Regions from separate parts of the Homo sapiens genome. Here region 1 is linked to region 2. Evidence: read pairs that join two places in POLR2A ChIA-PET (ENCODE). Cell type or tissue: A673. All regions are shown on one strand. Links, peaks and the distances in the headings refer to the core of each region. The heading gives the core; the rest is flanking DNA. Region 1 overlaps HAT1 (histone acetyltransferase 1). Region 2 overlaps METAP1D (methionyl aminopeptidase type 1D, mitochondrial).

Region 1 (4,399 bases), core at 302-4,301, 55 kb after region 2:
CTCTCCATCACCACAATGATTTAACCCTGGTAATCTTTCTGGACTACAAAAATGCCAAAAATGCTGTATTTTTAGAGCCTTTGTATCTTAGTAAGCTTTACCCTCAGATTATAACATGGCTGGTTCCTCCTTTATCATTCAGAAATGAGCAAAATGTATCTTCATAATACTGCCTGAATTTAATTTGTGTATTTACTATTTTGTTTACTGACTGTTCCTCTTGGCTAGAATGTAAGCTCCATGACTTTGTCTGCCACTGTATCGCTGGCATCAACAACACAGAAGGCACTATGGAATGAACACTCACTGCAAACTGAGATAGAAGAAGCAAGCCCATGACCCACATATCCCCTACCCAATCGTTTTTAATAAGGGGAAAAAAGTCTTTGTTTGAATACGCAATATAAATGATCTTTGACCACAAAGCAAATAAGTAACTCTACAAAGAGACATTATAAAAGATTGATTCCTTATTCCTAACACAGTATTTCTAAATGGAAAAACCTAATTTTCAAGAATGGAACAATTAGATGTCAATGCAAATACACAGCTATTTTCACTGCATGAAATATTTAAAAGATTTATCTATAACTAAATCAATAGTTCCTTTGGAAGAAATCAATTCAGTGCTATCAGCTGCAACTGTAAAAAACAAAAACCCTCCAACAGTGGGTTTACACACAAGGAAAAACATCACCTGCATTTTTAATAAGAATATCTAGCTGGGCTTGGGTCTGGAGAATTTAGCAATCTACATATTTGATTATGAAAAAACTCTATTTTAATAAATGTGTTAAATGCTAGTTTATCTAAGATTACATCTTTTCAAACATCAAACCACTACAGTATTACTCAGAATCACTTTTGTATCTGCACAATTTCAAAAGTTATCCTGGGAAACAAACTATATAAAATAAAACAAATATTAAATGTAGTTACATATTATTTATCTGGCAAGCTCAGTCATCTCAAACATGGCTGGGAAGTGGGGAAAAACACACAAAAAAACCAAATAGAACTCAAAATATTTCTAATACTAAAGTTGAATAATGAATATGAAACTACTTCAGATCTTTTTCATGCTATGCACAATTCATATTATATGAAACTATTTCAGATCTTTTTCATGCTACGCACAATTAGTTTTATAGATGGGGCATAGGGTTGGCAAAAGAGGTAAAGTCAGAAGTTAATGTCAGTTTAAAGTCCTGAAAAAGTTGGTGGCATTGTTAATGTTTTAGGAACTGCTACTTCTGCAAAAGAAAGTTATGACATACAGTATGAAGTAATCAGATTCCATCAAGCTTACCAATATGGTATTTTTAACCATAAGGGGTTTGCTAGTGTGAAGCTCCTTACAATGATAGCAGTAAACTGGGAGCACATGGCATAAAACACAGGAGAAGGCTGGGTACGGTGGCTTGTGCCTGTAATCCCAGCATTTTGGAAGGCCAAGGTGGGAAGATTGCTTGAGGCCAGGAGTTTGAGGCCAGTCTGGGCACTATAGCAAGACCCCGTCTCTACAAAAAATTAAAAATTAAAAAAATATTTTTTTTAATGAGGGGGAAAAACACATGGTCAAAAGGGGAAAGATACCTATGTAACAAACGTGCAAGTTCTGCACATGTATCCCAGAACTTAAAATTAAAAAAAAAAATAACGGGAGAGAGAGAGAAAAAGCAGTAAGCCCAAGAGCCTGGATCCTCTTAGAACAGGTCATAAATATTCCTAACATCTTTTAATCAGGATATTATTATATATTATGCATAATAACACTAAATAATCATCTCCTAGTACAATACTGATTATTTACTAGTTGTATGACTTTGGGCAAAACCTTTAAATATAACAAATCCCTCAAAATTTAAATAATAAAAAAGGGCCAAGTAAGTCAGTTCCAGTAATGAGAGGAGGTTTTAACCAAAAATATAGATGGGGCATAGGGGTGGCAAAAGAGGTAAAGTCAACAGTTAAAATCAGTTTAAAGCCCTGAAAAAGTTGGTTTAATTGTTAATTCTTTAGGAACTGCTACTTCTGCAGAGGAAAGTTATGACATACAGTATGAAGTAATATATTTCATTTTCCATACTTGTGTCTAGCACAGTATTACCAACAGTATATCAGATATAATTTACTAAAACTTGCTGGATTAATAAGTGCAAAGAAAAGAGATTTTGCTATAAGAATTAACTTTCAATTTTATAAATATGATTTAGTGACAAAATGGGATTTAATCTTTAAAAAAATCAATGGTGAAGTTTCAATGCCCTTAAATGAGGAATGCTCGGAAACAGAACAAGCCTAAAATATAATTTTCTTAAGGCCCTCAAAGATTCATGTCCATCCCACATGCAAAATACATTCATTCTATCCAAACATTCCTAAAAGTCTCAACCATTACCATATCAACTCAAGCCCAAAATCTCATCTAGATATAGTCAGTTCAAAAGTCACACCTCTCATCATAGGTAAGACTGTGGGTATGATACATCCTAGGGCAAAATTCCTCTCCATCTATGAACCTGTGAAATTAGAAAACACAGTATCACTTCCAAAAGACAATGGTAGGACAGGCATAGGACAACAGTTATAGAATCTCTCATTCCAGAAAAGGAAATGGAAGGAAGAAAGGAGCCACTGCCACCAAGCAATTTCAAAATTCAGCATGGCAAACTCCATTAGGTTTCAAGGCCTAAGAATAACTGTGGCCTGCAGCTCCACCCTCTGGACCCAAAGCTTTGCCCTCAGAGTCATTCTTCCACTTTCTTTAAAGGTAGCACATGTTGGCAGCTGAGCAGTTTTATTAGCCTGTTTCCTGCCTGTGAAATTTGGAGAGTTCATACAGCCTTCCTTCATTTTGTCCTGTCAATCCAAGCTGCACTATAAAGTTTTAATTCTCAAAACCCTTGAGTCGCCTGTGTACGTCATGAGGGTTCATACCATTAGACAAGAGGGTCCTCCACAAATGTTCCCCAGATCTACATTCCTAGCTTTTTGCTGAGACAACTGAGGAGATCCATGAGTCACGTGCCTAATCCCTTCAGCACTAGCAAAAGGTTATCCTGTCACACTCACGGCTTTCTCTCCAGAACACACTTTCCACCTTCCTGACAATGAATATCCTAACTAGTGTCTTCTACAATCTGGATAGGTTAAGAATTTCCCAAATCATCAAGTCCTGTATCCTTTTTGTTTAACAGTTCTTCCCTCAATTTATCTCTTTCATCACTTTACTATAAGCAGCCAGAAATCAGGCCACACCTCCAATACTTTCCATGAAAACCTCCTCAGCTAAACATCCAAGTTCATTGCTTACAGTAAGTTCTCCTTTCCACAGAACTGCAGGACATAACTCAGCTAGGCTTTCTGCCACTATAGAACAAGGATATCCTTTTCTCCAGTTGCCAAATACATGTTCCTCATTTTATTCTAAGCCCTCACCAACCAGAGGCAGTTCTTTTGTTTGTTTGTTTGTTTTTTGGAGACAAGGTCTGGCTCTGTCACTCAGGCTGGAGTGCAGTGGCACCATCTTGGCTCACTGCAACCTTCACCTCCCGTGCTTAAGCCAGTCTCCCACCTCAGGCTCCAGAGTAGCTGGAACTACAGGCACACACCACCACACCCAGCGTGTGTGTGTCAGCGTGTGTGTGTGTGCATGCGTGCGTGTGTGCGTGTAGAGATGGGTTTTCGCCATACTGCCCAGGCTGGCTTGAACTCCTGAGCCCAAGTGATCTACCTACCTTGGCCTCCCAAAGTGCTAGGATTACAAATGTGAGCCACTAAGCCTGGCCTTTTTTTTTTTTTTTTTTTTTTTAAAGACAGGGTCTCACTGTCACCCAGGCTGGAGTGCAGTGGCATGATCATACTTACCTTACTGTAGCCTCAACCTGCTGGCCTCAAATGATCCTCCTGCCTCATTCTCCTCAGTAGCAGAGGCACTTTTTTTTTGAGACAGAGTCTCGCTCTGTTGCCCAGGCTGGAGTGCAGTGGCGCGATATCGGCTCACCGCAACCTCCGCCTACCGGGTTCCGGTGATTCTCCTGCCTCAGCCTCCCGAGTAGCTGGGATTACAGGCATGCGCCACCATGCCGGGCTAATTTTTGTATTTTTAGTAGAGACGGGGTTTCACTATGTTGGCCAGGCTGGACTCAAACTCCTGACCTCGTGATCCACCTGCCCTGGCCTCCCAAAGTGCTGTGGGATTATAGGCATGAGCCAACGCATCCAGCTCATGTTCGTGTTTCTACCAAAACTAAGTTTATGACTATATATATATTCTCTAAGATGATACAGGTGTTCTCTCCTACACTCCTAGCTTCATTCTGAGCCCTAACCAACAGTCCATTATTTCCTTTATTTATTTATTTATTTATTTTTGAGATGGAGTTTTGCTTTTGTT
Region 2 (4,399 bases), core at 68-4,067:
TTGATCATTAAATATAAAAAATCTACTTTGCAAAATGGATATCTTTTCACCTATCCAGTCAAATTATATCAGCGGAAATGTGCTTTAAAAAGATGAAAAACTAGGCCAGCGCAGTGGCTGACGCCTGTAATCCCAGCACTTAGGGAGGCTGAGGTGGGCGGATTACAAGGTCAGGAGTTCGAGACCATCCTGGCTAACATGGTGAAACCCCATCTCTACTAAAACTAAAAAAAAATAGCCGGGTGTGCTGGCGGGCGCCTGTAGTCCCAGCTACTCGGGAGGCTGAGGCAGGAGAATTTCTTGAACCCGGGAGATGGAGGTTGCAGTGAGCCGAGATTGCACCACTGCACTCCAGCCTGGGCAACAGGGCCAGACTCTGATTCAAAAAAAGAAAAAAAGATGAAAAACTATCTGGATGTAAAAATTACCACATTGTAAAAAATAAGTGGCAAGATAGTCATCAAAACCAATACTGTCCAACTTCTTGGTCAGAACAGGCCACATTTTAAACAACCAACATGTCAGAAGCAGGCTATGCCTCTGAATCAAATGACTACACCTTTGGGACAACCTAAAATAATCCCAATGTAATGTAATATGCTAAGTATATATCTCTTTGTGTTTTTATAATAATAAATTTCTGACCAGGCACGGTGGCTCATGCCTGTAATCCCAGCACTTTGGGAGGCTGAAGCAGGCAAATCACCTGAGGTCAAGAGTGCAAGACCAGCCTGGCCAACATAGTGAAACCCTGTCTCTATTAAAAATACAAAAATTAGCCAGGCATGGTGGCAGGTGCCTGTAATCCCAGCTACTTGGGAAGGCTGAGGCAGGAGAATCGCTTGCACCCAGGAGGTGGAGGTTGCAGTGATCCTGCTACTGCACTCCAGCCTGGGTGACAGAGTGAGATTCCCTCTCAAAAAAAAAAGTAGTCCAGATGCAGTGGCTCACGCCTGTAATCCCAGCACTTTCAGAGGCCGAGGCAGGCAGATCACTTGAGGTCAGGAGTTCGAGATCAGCCTGGCCAATATGGTGAAACCCCGTCTCTACTAAAAAATACAAAAAATTAGCTGGGCATGGTGGTGCGCACCTGCAGTCCCAGCTACTCGGGAAGCTGAGCCAGGAGAATCGCTTGAACCCAGGAGGCGGAGGTTGCCCTGAGCCAAGATCACGCCACTGCACTCCAGCCTGGGTGACAGAGCAAGACTCTGTCTCAAAAAAAAAAAAAAAGAAAAAAAAAGTATAATGTTTCTTTGTTATAAATATATTTACAAATTGGAAAAAATGCTTCATCAGACTGTGTCTCCCAATGCTGTGCATGGTCACGTTCTGCCAAGCAAAGCTGTCATTTTGCTCTCTCTATTCTCTCACATGTGGCCTCTTTCACACGCAAATTTCCCTCCTTTGTTCCTCATTTCAGTGACCAGCATCTGCATACCCAAGCCCCTTTATGTCCTTGCCTACTTCTTCTCCCTGCCATCCTGTCTTTGTATACAGGCCTCACCACCCTAATATTGACATATTTATTTTCTCTCCCATGGATGTGATCCCCCTCTCTCCCACACTACTTCGCTCTCACTTTCATCTTCCCTCAGACTCCTGAGACCTGTCACCTTTCCTCTCCCTTCTCTAATAACTCCTGCCCCCGGTCCTAGTTCAGGGAAGAACTGTTAAGTCAAGAAATCTGCCAAGGTGGCTGAGGGGACAACTGGGGCAGATGCGTAGATGCTGGGCATGAGGACACCAGGTGGCCAGGCTGGGTTTCCCAGGCCTCTGAGGCAGGAGGGGGTGGACCTGAACTAAAAGATGGGGCCAACGAAGCCGGGGACAGAAGCCAAGTCCTGCTGCTCGACAGCCGGAGCGCACACACAAGCCACCCGGAAATGCTCTGTGGCCTGGATGGGCTCTGAGAGTTGCCAGTTGGACATACTGACCTAGACAAGCAATTAGCTGTGTTCAAGGTCTGCTGCACAGATCATATACTCTTGTAAACTAGGCTAAATCCCCTGTTAAGAGTTACTGATTTTTCTTCCCCTAAATTCTCCAGATTTACAGTCACAATAAGAATTGGAAAACAAATCAGACAAGGGAACTGAACATTTGACACATACCGAACATGAGACTTAATGTTCTTTTATGTACTTTTGGAAACAAACCAGGTATTCAGTGAACACTGGGAGATCTAGTAGGTATGTTTAATGAGAATTTGTACCGGGAAGGAATTTGAGATCAAGGTCAGGAATGATTAATATGCATGCAGGAAGTCATCAACATTTAAGCATAAGCAGTATGAATCTCATTAAATCTTCAATAGCTTCCTATTGCCTGAAGGAACTGGTGGCATTCTAATGATTAAAGCAGTAACATTAAGGTAGAAAACAACATTAGAAAATTAATCTGACCCTCATGAAACAAGCTACCCCAAAATACTAAGCCACAAAAACTGGCTTTGCGAGACTGTCTTCCGCAGCTGTGATTTTTCTTTAAAGTGCAGCATCTCCTTCCGTTAAGTTAGAAGGCTTTGGTAAAAGTGACCAGTGACAGAGGTGTTCAAGGGCTCTCTTTTTAAAATCTAGGTAATTGATACTCTCCCCCACGCTTCACCCCATGGTGAAGCCATCACGTTGCTATCTAGCTGTTTGTCCCGTCTCCCACTCACTAGCCCCAGAACAGCCTTCTCCTGCTGTGTCCCTCACTCGCTTTTCTGATTGCAGTGCCCCTGCGCTCGGGCGATGTCCTGAACAGCTGCTATGCACAGAGCATAAAGTAGGGGAGAGAGGACAGAAGACCACAGAGAGGAGTTGTCCTTTGAAATATCAATTCTTAAAGAGGTTGGTATTCAGGAGCATCAGCTAGTTTGAGGAGAATAAGGCCAGGGAGCTCTTTTCTCTCCTGACCTATTTCTATTTGATCTTAATCATAATCTTACTGACAGAGACAGGGTGTGTGGGACCCCACGTCCAGAATGATCACAATGCTGACTCAAAGGAAAAACAAGGTTGTGATAATATAGACTCTAAATGTGAAAGATAAAAGGGATGGCAAGAGTTAACTTTCATAAAGGAATATTTCAGTACTTAATAAACGTTGTCTTGTGGATGTGGTAATTTTACCACATCCTTACCAGTTTCTTTGCTTCCCTCTGCATCTAAACATAGCCTATTTCAAAACCAAAACAAAATATATGTCCGCAGAAAAACACATACACAAATATTCATAGTAGCATTATTCATAAGAACTAAAAAGTAGAAATGACCCAAATGTCCACAAACTGGTGAATGGATAAACAAAATGTGATATATCCATACAGTGGCATATTATACAGCAATAAACTGACACATGCCACAATAGGGATGAACCATGAAAACATCATGCTAAATGAAAGAAGCCAGTCACAAAAGACTGCATGTTGTATGATTCCATTATATGAAATGTCCAGGAGAGGCAAATCTATAGAAACAGAAAGATTAGGCCGGGCGCGGTGGCTCACGCCTGTAATCCCAGCACTTTGGGAGGCCAAGGCAGGAGGATCACGAGGTCAGGAGATCGAGACCAGCCTGGCTAACACAGTGAAACCCTGTCTCTACTAAAAATACAAAAAATTAGCTGGGCGTGGTGGCGGGCGCCTGTAGTCCCAGCTACTCTGGAGGCTGAGGCAGGAGAATGGCATGAACCTGGGATGCGGAGCTTGCAGTGAGCCGAGATCGCGCCACTGCACTCCAGCCTGGGCGACAGAGTGAGACTCCATCGCCAAAAAAAAAAAAAAAAGAAACAGAAAGATTAGTGGTTGCTTAAGGATGAGGGGATGGGCAGATTGGGGAGTGACTGCTAATGGGTAAGAGGTTTCTCTTTGGGGTGATAAAAATGTAAAACTGATTGTGGTGATGCTTGCACAACTCTTTGAATATACTAAAAAATCACTGAATTATACACCTTAAATAGGTGAACTGTATGGACTGTGAATTATATCTCAAAAAAGCTGTTAAGATTGAACAGACAGGCTGGGCGCGGTGGCTCACGCCTGTAATCCCAGCACTATGGGAGACTGAGGCAGGCAGATCACTTGAGGTCAGGAGTTTAAGAGACCAGCCTGGCCAACATGGTGAAACCCCACCTCTACTAAAAATACAAGTTAGCCAGGTGTGGTGGCATGTACCTGTAATCCCAGCCACTCGTGAGGCTGAGGCAGGACAATCGCTTGAACCTGGGAGGCGGAGGTTGCAGTGAGTGGAGATCGAGATCATGCCACTGCACTCCAGCCTGGGTGAAAGATCAGAGACTTCATCTCAAAAAAAAAAAAAAAAACATTGGGCAGGTGAATCACTTGAGGCCAGGAGTTCAAGACCAGCCTGGCCAACATGGCGAAACCCTGTCTCTTACTAAAAATACAAAAACTAGC

Evidence for each region. Peaks named below come from ENCODE experiments on the same cell type or tissue, not always from the same donor. Only the 100,000 strongest peaks of a DNase experiment are listed, where the experiment ranks them.
Region 1: POLR2A ChIA-PET joins it to region 2 with 8 read pairs; 5 of 35 experiments call an interaction of 5 or more read pairs at or near these places.

What each region holds. Positions count from the first base shown.
Region 1 is chr2:171,955,594-171,959,992 of GRCh38, reverse strand. The region is part of intron 4 of HAT1 (histone acetyltransferase 1); the gene reads right to left. Among named protein-coding and RNA genes, the nearest start is that of HAT1, 35 kb to the right of the region's middle. In A673, for the core only: a CTCF peak has its summit at 2,714 (motif pointing left); a DNase peak (open chromatin) is centred at 2,752; H3K27ac peaks cover 830 bases.
Region 2 is chr2:172,010,655-172,015,053 of GRCh38, reverse strand. The region is part of intron 1 of METAP1D (methionyl aminopeptidase type 1D, mitochondrial); the gene reads right to left. Among named protein-coding and RNA genes, the nearest start is that of METAP1D, 13 kb to the right of the region's middle. RefSeq lists an enhancer at 1,461-1,540. In A673, for the core only: no CTCF peak of the experiment used is centred there; a DNase peak (open chromatin) is centred at 2,223; H3K4me3 peaks cover 722 bases; H3K27ac peaks cover 1,784 bases.